Regions from separate parts of the Homo sapiens genome. Here regions 1, 2 and 4 are each linked to region 3. A link is a contact called in ENCODE Hi-C or POLR2A ChIA-PET data. All regions are on one chromosome and are shown on one strand. The core of a region is the stretch at or near the end of the contact, and the rest is flanking DNA. Distances in the headings are between cores, read along the strand shown. Region 1 holds the start of SLC4A11 (solute carrier family 4 member 11). Region 2 overlaps DNAAF9 (dynein axonemal assembly factor 9). Region 3 holds the start of ATRN (attractin). Region 4 holds the start of ADAM33 (ADAM metallopeptidase domain 33).

Region 1 (3,709 bases), core at 291-2,790, 230 kb before region 3:
CCTGTCTCCCCGCCCCCCGACCTGGCTCATTCCTTCGCTCTTCCGAGGGATGCAACCCACGCCACCCTAGGGAGAAAGGGAAGCAGGGGACAGTGCTCGGGAGGGGGCCCCATAGCAGGGGAAGCCAGCCTTAATCTCAGAAATTCAATTGCTTAGCCCATCTGCTAGGGGCTGCCCAGGCGGGCCAGAGGCGAGGAGGAGAGACGTTCCAGGGATGTCTTCCCACCGAGTTAGTACCAGTACCATGTTCGCTAATCCAGGTTTTCCTGAGAAAACCCTGCCCCGCTGCAGCGAGAGGAAGGGACCGGGCCCGAGCGGGCCTCTCCCCCTCTCTCCTCGGATGCCAAGGCGGGGGATCTCTCTGCACATCCCTCTTCTCACTCTCAGACCGGTCCTGGGGGCCATAAACGCCCATTGCAGGCGCAGTTCCCCCGACCCCCGTCACGCGCCCCGGGTCACACGGGGGCCGACAGGCAACGGTCTCCAGTCCTGGGACCGCGTCCCGGCCGCCTGGAAGCCAGAGCCGTTGGTCCAAAAGGGAGAACAATTGGGGGTGGGAGGAGTATCTGAGGGACACATGGGTCGGGGGAGGCTGCGCCCTCCCTGGGCCGGTCCCCGGATGGTCCCGGCTGTTTGTGCCTCGCTGTCGGAGGAAGGAAGCGACAGGAGGGGCCGCGTGCACGAGAGGAAAGCGCCTCCAGACTCGGAGACCCCGGGGGTCGGGGCGCAGGATGTGAATGCAGGCGCGGGGCGGGAGCCGGGGCTGCATCCTGAAGTGGGGGGCGGGGGCGCTGGGGCGCGTCCCAGGCCGTGGGCGACGAGGGTCTGGGAGGGTTGGGCCGGTGCACACTCCGCTTCCGTCCCGGCGGCCCACGTGCAGGTAAAGGGTCGTACAAACCTGGGTCCTGGCGGGGACCCAGGGCTGGCCCTCCCGTGTCAGAGCAAGGGAGAAACCGCTGCGGCCGCGCAGGGCACGGTCAGGGGTCCCGGGACTCCCAAAACTCCAGGGGTTCCGGGGCTCCCACCGCGGCGCCGGACGGGAAGATGCCCGGGCGGAAGGTAAAATGAGACCTTCCGAGGCGGCGGCCCGCCAGGCTCCCAAAAGCTCGGCGCTCGGGGCGCTGGGAGCCCCACAGCTCCGCCCTGCCCACTTTCGAGCTCCCCGCCCTCGACCCGCTGCATCAGCTGTTCAAACCTGGTAAGAAATTCAAGACGGCGACAGCAGAGCCCTAATGAAACCAAGCGCGCGGTGGCCGCGAAGCCGCGCCCGGGCCTCCCGCACCCGCGCCCTCCTCCCCGCGGCTGGGAATCCCGCAGCCCTCTCGCCCACCGGCCCCGGCCCGCGCAGGCAGACGGCATCCGCGTTCTCCCCGGGGTCCCCGACGGGAGACGGTGGCGGAGACCCGGGCGGCCTTCCCGCCGCGCCCCCGGGTTCAGGCACCCACCGCACGGCTGCAGATGGAACACGCGCCTGGTGGCCGCGGCCATGGCACACTCGCGCACTCACGGCCGGGCTCCTCACGCGGCGCTCCGGCGCTTCTGGACCCCAAACTCGGCGACTCGGGCGGGCCGGCGGCGGGAGCCGGCGACACACCCCCACGCCGCGCCTGGGTCCTAATGCCGCTCAGACGCCGCGCCCGGGCGCGGTAGGCAGAGCTGCCGAGGGCTGGGACCCGGCCGCCCGCCCCGCGCCCTCACCCGCGGGAGGCTGCTCCAGCCGGGCTGGGCTGCTCCCCGCCGCCCGCAGCTGCTGGGCCAAACCGAGTAGACCCGGCTCCTTCGAGCCTGTGCGCGCCGGACCCAGCAGACCCAGCGTCGCGAGTTTAGGGGCTGGACGGGGCCGGGGAGCTTCTGGGAAAACGTTCGACTGCGCCACGAGCCCACCGAGCTGTGCGACTGAGGCAGACCCCGGGAGGGCTTCCCCCGCGTCCGCTTTAAGTACGCGGCCGGCCCCTGTCTCCTCCTTTCGACCGGGGACCTCCGCAGGGCCACGCCCGCTGGCTGCCCCGCCTCCTGCATTTATCCCGGTAGCTCCGGCCGCAAGTCCTTCTCCTCCTCCTCCAGGAAGCGCGCCCCGACTGACTAGACGGACCTCCGTGCATTCCCCGGGCTACGCCCTCGCCCGCTGAGACGGCGCTCTCCGAGCTCGGCTGCTTTGGGTTTTCGCTGCGAGCCTCGCCAACTTATCTGCCAGCCTCTTCACGTCCTCGGCCTTCTATGAGGTCAAGGTCATGGTTCGCCCCCTTTTTCCTTCCCCAAATGGCCCTTGCGCCCTGTCCCCTTTCCTGGACCGGCTGCGACCCGCCCGGGGACGCGCCTTTTCGGGGCGCTTAGTCTCCTGCGAGTAGGGCGTGTGCGCGTGTGGGTGCGCGTGCTGCGATGCGATCCGGCAAATGCAGCTGACGAACCCCTGGCCTGATCCACGGTGGCTCCCAGTAGAAGGCTCTACAGCCCTTGGAAACGGAACACGCAGCTCCGTAAAGCGCTAACCAACCTCCCGACCCCTCCGGCCGCCATCGCTTTCCGGCTCAGCCGCGCTGGGACGGAGTCCTCGGCCACTGTGCCCTAACCATGGTAGAGGAACGGGGACAGGCCGGGGCAAGCCCACCTCTGCGAAGGAAGGGCTTCTGGCGCGTTGGGGAAGCCTCATGCATAGATTGGGTGAGTAAGGCTGGCCCAGTTCTCCTCCCGGCAAGATAAGAACGCATTAGGAGGGAAGCGCTGGAGTGCTCCTCTTGGCGACGGATGGCCTGGGGCTCTGCGACAGACTGAGTACCCCACCCTCCCCCAGCGCGACTCCAGGAGGCCTTGTGGAAGATCCCAACACCATGACCTGCAACTGACTTGGGGCTGGCCACATAGTATTTTAGCAGGGGTGACTCTGGAGAGACACCAGGTCATCCTGCGCACCCCTTGGGACCTTTCCTAGACGCCCTCCAGCTAGAGCTCCAGTCCAGGCACTGACTCCCGGGTGGCGGGTGGAGGCTGAGGAAGAGCTGAAGGACACAGGCGGATGTCGCCCCCGGAGCATGGCTGCATAGGTGGCATGCAGGCTGGATCCCTGAAAAGCCACCTTGCCACCCCCAGTCTCCCCCATCTGGGAATGCCTTGGCTTCTGCACCTGCTCCCAGCAGCTCCCAAACACCTGGTCCTTCCAACCCACTTGTTCCAGGAAAGCCTCTGGGATGGAGGGCGCTTCCCCTTACCACAGTCTCCTCAGCGCTCCTCAAAGGACCTAACCCCTCAGCCCACTGAGGAAAGAGGAGCCCATGACCAAGCCGCCCCTAGTCGGCTATGGGCCCCCTCTGTCCGCTCCCTGACCGTCTCTCAAAGGAACTGGCACTGAGCCCTTCTCTGCTACACCTGTGCTCTGCCCCTGCGGTTCTGTTCCCTCGGCCTTCCTGGAGGGAACCCCTGAGGCCCACACGCCTGCTGCCTCCAGACTGACCGTTTCAGAGGCTGTTTCCTTCAGTCCTCCCACCTGCCTCCTGTCCTGTGTAGATCGTCTGACGCTGAAGGCAAATACTGGTGCCCCAGATCTCCTGTCCTGTGCCCCACTGGGTCCTTACATAGGCAGGCAGGTTGAGGGACCCAGACGCAGGCACCCACTTTCCCTCTCATTCCCTCCCTTGGGGTCTCAGACTTTACTGGGCTGTGGACTTGAAACTGTAACCGCTGGGTTCCACAAGGCGCACTTAACAGTTTTCTG
Region 2 (3,249 bases), core at 521-3,020, 130 kb before region 3:
CCTCAGCCTCCCTAGTAGCTGGGATAACAGGCGCCCGCCACCACACCCAGCTAATTTTTTGTATTTTTAGTAGAGATGGGGTTTCACTATATTGGCCAGGCTGGTCTCGAACTCCTGACCTCAGGCAATCCACCTGCCTCGGCCTCCTGAAGTGCTGGGATTACAGGTGTGAGCCACTGTGCCCGGCTGGTTCTTGGATGATTTTTTTTTTCTCTCATTGTTTTCTTCTCTTCACACTCCTGTTCGGGAATTTTCTATTGACCAATGTCACGCTTACTGATTCCTTCCATGGATATGTCTGCTCTACTGATAAGCCCATTAAAGGTATGCTTTGCTTCTATTACAGTGCTTTTGAATCCTAGAATTTCCTTTTGATTCTATCTTCAAGTTTCCACCTCCCTGTTTACACTATTCATCTCTTCTTACATGTTGCCTATGTGTTCCATTAGAGCCTTTAACATTAATCATAGTCATTTTTAATAATCTGTATATTACAAAATATGAGTCATATCTGAGTCTGGTTCTGATAGTCGCACTGTCTCTTCAAATAGTGTTTTTTCTTGCCTTTTAGCATGCTTTGTAATTTTTTGTTGAAAGCCAAAAATGATGTATCAGGTAACAGGAACTGAAGAAACAGACTTTTAATGTGGGATTTTATGTTAATCTGGCTGGGAGTTAGGTTCTGTTTAATGTTTTCTGAAGCTGTAGGTGCCAGGGACTTCAAATCCCTCTAGTATTCTTCTATTTTTCTTCCCCATTTTTCTTCTTTGGGTTCCCTGTGAACTCCATCTTAGATGTACCTTGCAGCTCTGTCAGCAGTAACCCCCTATTATATTGTAGACCTCTGCTAAGGTAATGGGGGAGGGAAACATTCTATGATTTTACGGTTAAATCTCAGTCTTTTAGCAGGCCTGTGTCTCCAGGCTGTGATCATCAAAAGTGTTTCTTAGCTATTTCCCCCTCTCCTAGGGAAGACAGGAAGCCTACAGTGGCATGTGCCTGTGGTCCCAACTATTCAGGAGGCTGAGGTGGGAGGATCACCTGAGCCTGGGAGGTCAAGGCTGCAGTGAGCCAAGGCTGTGCCACTGCACTCTAGCCTGGGTGACAGAGTGAGACCCTGTCTCAAAAAATAAACAAACAAACAAAAAAACTAGTACCTACTAACCACAGCTTTCCTGATTGCCAGAGACATTTTGAAAATACTCAAAATTCCACTGAGATAGCATAGACTTTCACAATCTAAGTCTCATATTCAGGTCTAATGTTTTCTTTAAAAGAATGTAGCAGACAATCTGCCACCAAATGCAAAAATCTTCTCTCTGGCACTCTCAATAAACAATGATCATCAAGGTTGGCTTCTGTCCTTAAATGTTAACAGTCAAGGCATAACAAACTTAGGCTTGGAATAACTATCTTCAAATTATTTTGAATTTTAAAAATTCTATTGACAATATTACTCTGACAACTTAAAGACTGGTTTGTGAAACTACGTTCTTAACCTTTTTCCTTCAAGTATTTCAAAATTAAATGTGATGCTTTCAAATCATACCTAGTTTGTACTATAAAAAAAGTACAAACAGTTTCTAATCACTTCTTTTCACTCTAGAACAACTTCAAATTCAGGGTTAAATCAACACACTAACTGGAAAAGGTTCTTTTTGTCTAGCTCCCCCCACCCACCCCACCCCCACAACTTGATAATAAAACTAATCAAGCACCAGGCAGTCCAGCCACTTACCATGTGCTTGGCAAAGCTCCCGCCGGGACCAGTGCTTCGTACCAGATGTCCTTCAGAAGGGAAGTTAAAGTTGCCAGCATTCAGGTTTTCTCGTGTGGAGTGATTACCAAAGAGAACAAATGGCTGCCGGTTAGGGCTAGAGAGGGAAGTCAAAAACATGTGATTAGAAAAGAGTTCCTGGCCAAGGCAACCTTCCATGACCTTAATAAGTCCTCAGGCTTTTCTGAGGGACACTTGCGGCCTGAGCAAAGTGGTCAGTCAGTACAGTCGACCGAATATCCTTGGCTGGTTGGAAACGGATGCCAGCTGTCTCCCTACTGACCCACAGGGATCAGTTAACATTTAGGGACATAACTAAACTCAAGCTAGGTTTGTATTTTCAGCATGTCCCACTTTTTGAGGAATAAGTTCCATAAGCTTGCTGTCCATGATACAGTGATAGAGCAAAACTCCGGTATTATAAAATAGAATTTTAATAGAAATATGAGTCTTAAAGGATGACAGTTATGATACTTGGACTAGACAGACAATAGGGCAGTCACCAATTCCTGAGTAACTTTCAATAGGGAAGGAGCACAGGAGGGTTGCAAATTTTCTCAATACCACACATACCTGGCTCTGTACCCACCCCCTTCCTCCCTGTCCTCTTGGCTGAACTTTTCCTCTCCCCTACTTTCTGCTCACTCCTCAGCCCACTCTAATCAGCCTCCTCAGTCATTTCACCCAGAGAGTTCTTGCCAAAGTCACCAAGTGACTTCCATGTAGCATACAGCAAATCCAACAGATAGTCTTCAGGTCTTCCTTCCTTCCTTGGTCTCTGAGAAGCACTTGACTCCCTCCCACCCTCCACTGCAAGAACTGCAGTGCAAGACTGCACTCCCCTCAGTCTCCCCAGTCAGTCACCCTCCTCTTCCACCTGGTCTCCGAATAGTCCCAGGGTTTACCTGCAGCTTGCTGCTCCCTCCTCTCCTCTGTGATGATGTTCCCTATGTCTGCTCCCCTTCCAGTTCTTGCAGGAAATAAACGGCATCACAATCCACCCAGGTACCCAGCCATCTGAAAGGCCTCCTTGACTTCTGCTTCCTCCGCCTTCAAATCTAATTAACCTTCTCAAAAGCCTTCCTATTTAACCATTTTCTTCCATCTTCATGGCCACAACCTTAGTCCATGCTGCCATGATTTCTTCCCTGGACAACTGCAACACTTCCTCACTGTTTCCCTGTTTCCACTCTTGCCCTCCTATAATGGATTCTCTACATTGCAGTGATGATAATATATATACATATTTTTTTGAGACGGAGTCTTGCTCTGTCGCCCAGGCTGGAGTGCAGTGGCGCGATCTCGGCTCACTGCAAGCTCCACCTCCCAGGTTCACGCCATTCTCCTGCCTCAGCCTCCCGAGTAGCTGGGACTGCAGGCACCCGCCACCACGCCTGGCTAATTTTTTGTATTTTTAGTGGAGATGGGGTTTCACCGTGTTAGCCAGGATGGTCTTGATCTCCTGACCTCGT
Region 3 (3,399 bases), core at 436-2,935:
AAAGACCTGTTACTGTTGTAGGTAACATGGAACAGCCCAGACGGTTGGAATAACCCAACCCAGATAGCTTCTTCACTCAATGACTGATCCCTTAGCTAGGATGGCTCCACCAGCTGAGCGGCCCAGCTCTCCCTCTCCAAGTCCAAGTGGTCTCTGCACATGGTTTCTCTCCAGCAAGGTGGCTAACGGGGTGCAGCTCATGACCACCAACAGCTCAAAATCAAGGCTGCCAGGTCTTTTTTTTTTTTTGAGACAGAGTCTCGCTCTGTCCCCCAGGCTGGAGTGCAGTGGCGCGATCACGACTCTCTGCAACCTCTGCCTCCTGGATTCAAGCGACTCTCCTGAGTAGCTGGGATTACAGGTGTGTGCCACCACGCCCGGCTAATTTTTGTATTTTTTGTAGAGACAGGGTTTCACCACGTCGATCAGGGTGGTCTCGAACTTCTGACCTCGTGATCTGCCCGCCTCGGCCTCCCAAGGTGCTGGGATTACAGACGTGAGCCACCGTGCCCGGCCAAGGCTGCCAGGTCTTTTTTAAGCTCAGAGCTAGAAACAAGACATTGCTACTCCTACCAACTTCTTCTATTGGTGAAATTGAGTCATGGTTTCTCATGGTCTCAATCATGACCCAGCCCAGATTCCAGGGTCAAGGACCATAAAAGGCTACATTGATGGAAGACATGTCTCATTGAGGGACACCAGAGTAACAACTACCAGACAAGAAGGGGCAGGTCTGTGTGAGCGCCATTTCCTAATTCTATATTGCCCACTCTTCAGAGAAGATGGTTGGAGGGCAAATTGTGGGGAGCAAGGTAACTCCAAACTTTTACAGAATTAAAGGTAGGGGGTCTGGTCAGCTACAGTCCATCTGTTATCAAGAGGCCTGGCTGTGTGTCTTCATTCAGTTTATTAGGCATTTACTGAGCACAGCCTACATGCCAGGTTCTTCATTTTTTGACACAGGGTCTTGTGTTGCCCAGGCTGGAGTGCAGTGCTGCGACTGCGGCTCACTGCAGCCTTGACCTCTCCAGACTCAAGCGATCCTCCTGCCTCAGCCTCTGGAGTAGCTGGGGATACAGGCGCGCACCACCATGCTCGGCTAATTTTTGTATTTTTAGTAGAGACAGTGTCTCACCCTGTTGGCCAGGCTGGTCTCGGATCCCAGAGATCAAGTGATCCGCCTGCCTCAGTTTCCCAAAGTGCTGGGATTACAGGCGTAAGCCTCCGCGCCCGGCCTATGCCAGGTTCTACATGTGTTCTTTCTTGACTCTTGTGTTACAGAGGCTCGAATGAAGCCTGGCTTCTACAGTACCGCACCCAGCACCTCGCTGCGATGCAGCCTCCTGTACCCTTTCCGTCCGGCAGCTGGAGTTAGGGCAGAGTGCCGGGTCTCTAGGAGGGCAACACTCAACGCAGTCGGCTCCTAGGCATCCAGTGGGGCTGCAACCCCGCCGCCGGGGACGAAAGGCGAAGGGGGAAAACTAGAGCTTTCGCCGGCCGGGACAGCGCAGCCGGGTTTCAGCTCGTTCTACGGTCCACGTCAGAAGATCGCCTCCGGCGCCGCGGACGCCGGAGACCACTGTCTGCGCCCCCGCACGCACGCACCCACGTACTCGCGCACGCGCGCGCCGGCCCCGCCCACCGCCCCGCTGTGGCCCCTTTGGACCGCACGAGCCACCGTCCGCACAGCCCCGCCCCGCACGGCCAGGCGAAGCGGAGCCGGCCGTGCGGTGTGTGTGTATGTGTTCGCGGGGCGCCGTCTCAGCCCCGGGAAGATGGTGGCTGCAGCGGCGGCAACTGAGGCAAGGCTGAGGAGGAGGACGGCGGCGACGGCAGCGCTCGCGGGCAGGAGCGGCGGGCCGCACTGGGACTGGGACGTGACCAGGGCTGGGAGGCCGGGGCTGGGGGCCGGGCTGCGCCTCCCGCGGCTGCTGTCTCCACCGCTGCGGCCACGGCTGCTGCTGCTGCTGTTGTTGCTCTCGCCGCCGCTGCTGCTGCTGCTGCTGCCCTGTGAGGCCGAGGCCGCGGCGGCGGCGGCGGCGGTGTCGGGCTCAGCCGCAGCCGAGGCCAAGGAATGTGACCGGCCCTGTGTCAACGGCGGTCGCTGCAACCCTGGCACCGGCCAGTGCGTCTGCCCCGCCGGCTGGGTGGGCGAGCAATGCCAGCACTGCGGGGGCCGCTTCAGGTGAGTGGCGGGTGGTGTCGGAGGGTCGGGTCCAACCAGAGGCTGGGGCTGAGGGGCGTTCGAGACGGCTCCAGGTCAGAGGGAGATGCTGGACAGAAAGTGGAGAGGGTAGGGCCGCCCTATGGGGTTTGAGGGCCATTTGCTTCCGGGGAGATCATCGTCTCTGGCCTGGGGTCTTTCTCTGTTGGAAGGTGAAAAGGTGTGGGGCAAGGGTGGGGGCACCCCGACGGTATTTGGGTGCTTAGGTTAGTTAGATGGGAAGAATGCTGAGGGACCCAAAGAGCATCAAAGCCGATCGCTCTAAAACTCGGCGTGTTTCAGCTAAACGAGGTATCCAAGGAAAGGTGGTCGAGCCAGGTTTGCTTGAACACTTCCTTTTAACATCCACATGTGCCCTAGGACCCGATGAGTTCCCCGATGCACTGGAGATGTGGGGTGCTCTGAAGAAACAGGGCCCTGGAAATGCTTTGTTGGCTGGAGATAAAAGGGAAAGGGTAGCATTGTAAGATATTAGGGATAGAAGGACCAGTGGTCCTTCTAAAGGAAAGTGAGGAAACTAGCCTTTTGGCAAAAGCTCCCTGGAGGTGGCAAATTGGAATAGGGTCTGTGGTGAAGAGGGAATGGAAGGAGATTCCTATTTGCCTTGGTTTCTGGACAATATGAAGTTCTGAATTGGCTTAGTTTGGGGCAGTTCCTCTTGGAGAAATCAATAAATTAATTAGCAGTTATCGTTATTTGCTTCAGTTGTGCAATGATTTTCCAGATAATACAGACAGATTAGCCAGACTTTGGCCTTGTCCACAGGGAGTTTGGAATATAGCAAGAGAAAGATAATGTGCGCACATAACCCTAGTCATAAGGGTTACAGAGTCATTCACGCCTTTGACAGGTATTTAGCTTACTGAACACATGTCTGATGTGGGGGAGTGGGGAAATGTGAACAAGACAGACAGGGCCTCTGCTCTCATTGACCTTAACATTCTAGTGGGAGCAACAGGCACTTAACAAGTAAATAAATGAGAGAAATAAACATGGTAATTTCAGGTAATGGTAAATGCTATCAAGAAAATAAAAACAGCGTGGTCTGATAGAGAATTATAACCGGTGGTGACTCTTGGAGAGGGTTCTCATTTGAAATGACATTTGATCTGAGACCTGAATGAGGCAACAGGGAACTTGTGGGAATTCAGGGATGGAGAGGTTGTGGCTAGCTG
Region 4 (3,191 bases), core at 111-2,610, 210 kb after region 3:
GAAGGAGGGGAGGTCTCTCAGCCCAGAGAGCACTTAACTGAGAGTAGAGAACCAAGCTTTGCTGCTCCTAGGCCTCTAAGGGTTTGGGGAAGAGGTAGGGTGGGCCCGGGCACAGGTGTGGTGTGGGTGCAGTGTGGTGTGTGGGTGCTGTCCACATGGCCTTGCGCGCACGTGCTGGCCACGGGCACCCTGACCCCAATGAGGGAGAGAGGGGCAGAGCTGGAGCTGGAGCTGGAGCTCCGGTGACCGGGTGAATGGGGGTGGAACCCGAGGGAGCCAGGCTGGTATTGGGCACATAGACGCCCCTCTCCCAGGGGTCCCATCACCTCCCCTGACCCCAGGATAGGGCTCAGAGGGGAGGGAGCAGTGGACCGCCTGGGGCCCTCCCCTGGGGCCAGAACAGACCAGGCCCCTGTACCTGTTTGGTCCCCACACAGTGCTGTGGAAGCCACCGCCCAGTCTGCATAGCACAGCCCAGCCCCGCATGCCCCCTCCCTGGTTGCCCTCCCTGTTCCCGGCCAGGCACTTGCTGTGCAGGACTGGCTAATCCTCCCACCCGCTTGCAGAGGTTGTTCCAGCCCCATCTTAACATCTTTGTTTGGAGGGGTTACCCCGAGGAGACAGCTGCAGTCTTCCCAGAGCACTGCTAAACAGACACCTTCTATCTGGAGAGGCCCTTCTCTATCTCACCAAACAAGGCAACAATATAAACAACATACACACTGCCCTGCTGCCCTGGGAGGAGGGACGAGGGGTGAGCAGGGTGGAGGCCACAGCTAGTTCTGCAGCCTGAGAGCAAAGCAGGGACTCTGGGGGACTCTTGGGCATGGGGGCTTCCTAGAGGACGGAGCCCCGCTGAGTCCTAAGGGGTGGAGGAGCAGGAGCGGGTCACACGGTGGCCTGCGGATGGAAGCTGGTTGTGAGAGCGAGAATCCAGGAAGAGGGGGCTACGGCTATGGGCTGGGGGCTGGGCTGCCCCCGAGGGGGAGGGAGCCATGCCCTCTGCTTTGCCAGCGGAGTGGCAGCCGGGCAGTGTGGGCAAGTCCGGGCCCGGGGCCAGCCCAAGCACACTTGAGCGTCCCTGGGCAGGTCCCACGGAGACCCCCCCAAAGAGTCCCCACGCCCTGACCTACTGGCCGTATGGTGCCGGGGCCGTGAGACCCTCCGCGCGCTGACCCGAGCTCTGAGCAGAACCCATCCCCGCCACCACCACCGCGCCTAGCCTGCCCCTCAGGGCGCACCCCGCCCGCGTCCTCACCTTGAAGCACCCCGGCGCCTGGCACTGGCCAGAGCAGCAGCAGTAGTAGCAGCAGCAGCAACGGGGTCCCCCGAGCTCTCCGGGGCCTCCAGCCCATAGCTGTGAGCTCCTCGGCCTCTAGGCAGCGGCTCGCAACTCCGGCTCCGCCCAGGCTGGATTGCGGCCGACCCGTGCCCGGTGCAGCCTCAGGCCGCCGCCTTCGGACCTTCCCGCCCCCACCTCCCACCGCCCGCCCTCGCTCCCGCCTCCCCTCCCCGCCAACCCCGCTCGGAGCCTGGCCAGGGGCCCCGACGGCGCGCGCCATGGGGGAGCCGGGTCGCCACTCCCGGACCGCCGCCCCTCGAGGGGGTGGAGCTGGGCGGAGGAGGGAATCCGTGCGGCCCCTCGGATGACCGGCCCGAGCCGTCCCTCCCCGTCGGTCTCAGAGGGCCTCTACTCCTGAGAGGAGGAGAGAACCGCTGGGAAGGTTCTTGGAGGACCGCGGCGTGGTGGGATGAGGCGGTGGGCAAAGGCCGCCTCTCGCTGCTGAAGTTGGCCCCAGGAGCGCGATCTTCCGTGGTCTCCTGGGGCCGATCTCTGTCCCCTCCTTGCTACCCGTCCTGCCCCGAGGGTGCCCTGGCGGAGGTTGAGTCGGGTCATCCACCTGCACTGGGTGCCCCCAAGGATAGGAAGGTTCAGGCAACCGGCTGCCGCTGTCTTGGGGGCTTCATTGCTGGGCAAAGGCGATGCAGCAGACGGAGACAACCTTTCTTCCCTGGCGGTGGCCAGAGGGCAGAATTGCATAAAAGCTGCAGACTCCCAGGCCTGGGAGACCCTTTCGGCCTCAGTAACATCTGTTTCATGTTTTAAACTTTTGTTTTCCTACTCGGTGCAAATTTGGATGAGATGTTAACTTTTTTTTTTTTTTTTTTTTTGAGATGGAGTCTCCCTCTGTCGCCAGGCTGGAGTGCAGCGGCGCGATCTTGGCTCACTGCAACCTCCGACTCCCTGGTTCAAGCGATTCTCCTGCCTCAGCCTCCCGAGTAGCTGGGACTACAGGCGCGCGCTACCACCCCCAGCTAACTTTTGTATTTTTAGCAGAGACGAGGTTTCACCATTTTGGCCAGGATGGTCTCAATCTCCTGATCTCGTGATCCACCCGCCTCGGCCTCTCAAAGCGCTGGGATTACAGGCATGAGCCACCGCGCCCGGCCGGAGATGTTAACTTTTAAGCAAATCTTTTTTTTTTTTTTTTTTTTTTGAGACAGAGTTTCTCTCTTGTTACCCAGACTGGAGTGCAATGGCATGATCTGGGCTCACTGCAACCTCTGCCTCCCAGATTCAAGTGATTCTTCTGCCTCAGCCTCCCGAGTAGCTGGGATTACAGGCATTCGCCACCACGCCTGGCTAATTTTGTATTTTTAGTAGAGATGGGGTTTCTCCATGTTGGTCAGGCTGGTCTCGAACTCCCGACCTCAGGTGATCTGCCCGCCTCGGCCTCCCAAAGCGCTGGAATTACAGGCGTGAGACACCGCACCCAGCCTACTTTTAAGTAAATCTATTTGTTTTTGAGAATTTGGAATGTAGTAATTTGGTTAGTGAAAGTTCGAGCAGTGAGAGAAACCTACATTCACATATCTCAAAATCAAAAAGTACAGAAAGCATAGGGAAAAGTCTCCGTGCTCTTAGCCCTCCTCACCAACAGGAAACCAATATGATTAGTTTCTTTCATAGGCTTTTAGATTATTTTTTCACACTCAAGACAATACAGACATATTTTTTTCTCTTATTAACGTTTTTCTGCACTTTGATTTTCTTTTTTTTTTTTTTGGTCGCTTAATACACCTTAGATATCAGTGCGTTTAGAGGGTCCTTGTTGTTCTTATGATTATTATTTAGAGACAGGGTCTCACTCTGTCACCCACGCTAGAGGACAGTGGCCTGATCATGCCTC

Evidence for each region. A loop is a pair of places that touch in the nucleus more often than their neighbours do. ChIA-PET counts read pairs that join two places held with the same protein, here RNA polymerase II (POLR2A). Pooled maps may share reads with other maps.
Region 1: a loop to region 3 is called in a map with no recorded cell type, with 8 times the contacts of the local background. The contact joins the promoter of SLC4A11 here to the promoter of ATRN in region 3. A Hi-C loop is called at or near these places in 1 of 168 maps with a recorded cell type or tissue (PC-9), 5 of 37 single-sample maps with no recorded cell type and 11 of 50 pooled maps. POLR2A ChIA-PET finds 5 or more read pairs at or near these places in 3 of 52 experiments (A549, BJ and Panc1).
Region 2: a map with no recorded cell type shows a loop between it and region 3 (2.3-fold over the local background). The contact joins the enhancer-like site here to the promoter of ATRN in region 3. A Hi-C loop is called at or near these places in 1 of 168 maps with a recorded cell type or tissue (heart left ventricle), 1 of 37 single-sample maps with no recorded cell type and 6 of 50 pooled maps. POLR2A ChIA-PET finds 5 or more read pairs at or near these places in 4 of 52 experiments (A549, WTC11, activated CD4-positive, alpha-beta T cell and 1 more).
Region 4: a loop to region 3 is called in a map of ascending aorta, with 1.9 times the contacts of the local background. The contact joins the promoter of ADAM33 here to the promoter of ATRN in region 3. A Hi-C loop is called at or near these places in 1 of 168 maps with a recorded cell type or tissue (ascending aorta) and 1 of 50 pooled maps. POLR2A ChIA-PET finds 5 or more read pairs at or near these places in 2 of 52 experiments (MCF 10A and WTC11).

Annotation. Positions count from the first base shown.
Region 1 is chr20:3,237,650-3,241,358 of GRCh38, forward strand. It overlaps SLC4A11 (solute carrier family 4 member 11), which reads right to left and starts at 1,541. Exons shown (of 20, transcript NM_001174089.2): 1 at 1,446-1,541. The coding sequence starts at 1,488. RefSeq lists silencers at 1,351-1,530, 1,631-1,790.
Region 2 is chr20:3,338,766-3,342,014 of GRCh38, forward strand. It overlaps DNAAF9 (dynein axonemal assembly factor 9), which reads right to left. Exons shown (of 37, transcript NM_001009984.3): 10 at 1,739-1,874. Among named protein-coding and RNA genes, the nearest start is that of DNAAF9, 67 kb to the right of the region's middle. Within about 2 kb of position 1,771, at least 12 of the 41 ENCODE cell types and tissues checked have a DNase peak (open chromatin) inside an H3K27ac peak, as active enhancers do; they include heart left ventricle, where a contact is called at or near this core.
Region 3 is chr20:3,469,333-3,472,731 of GRCh38, forward strand. It overlaps ATRN (attractin), which reads left to right and starts at 1,686. Exons shown (of 29, transcript NM_139321.3): 1 at 1,686-2,185. The coding sequence starts at 1,776. RefSeq lists an enhancer at 1,273-1,412 and a silencer at 1,513-2,072.
Region 4 is chr20:3,680,650-3,683,840 of GRCh38, forward strand. It overlaps ADAM33 (ADAM metallopeptidase domain 33), which reads right to left and starts at 1,361. Exons shown (of 22, transcript NM_025220.5): 1 at 1,259-1,361. The coding sequence starts at 1,355. RefSeq lists an enhancer at 786-1,679.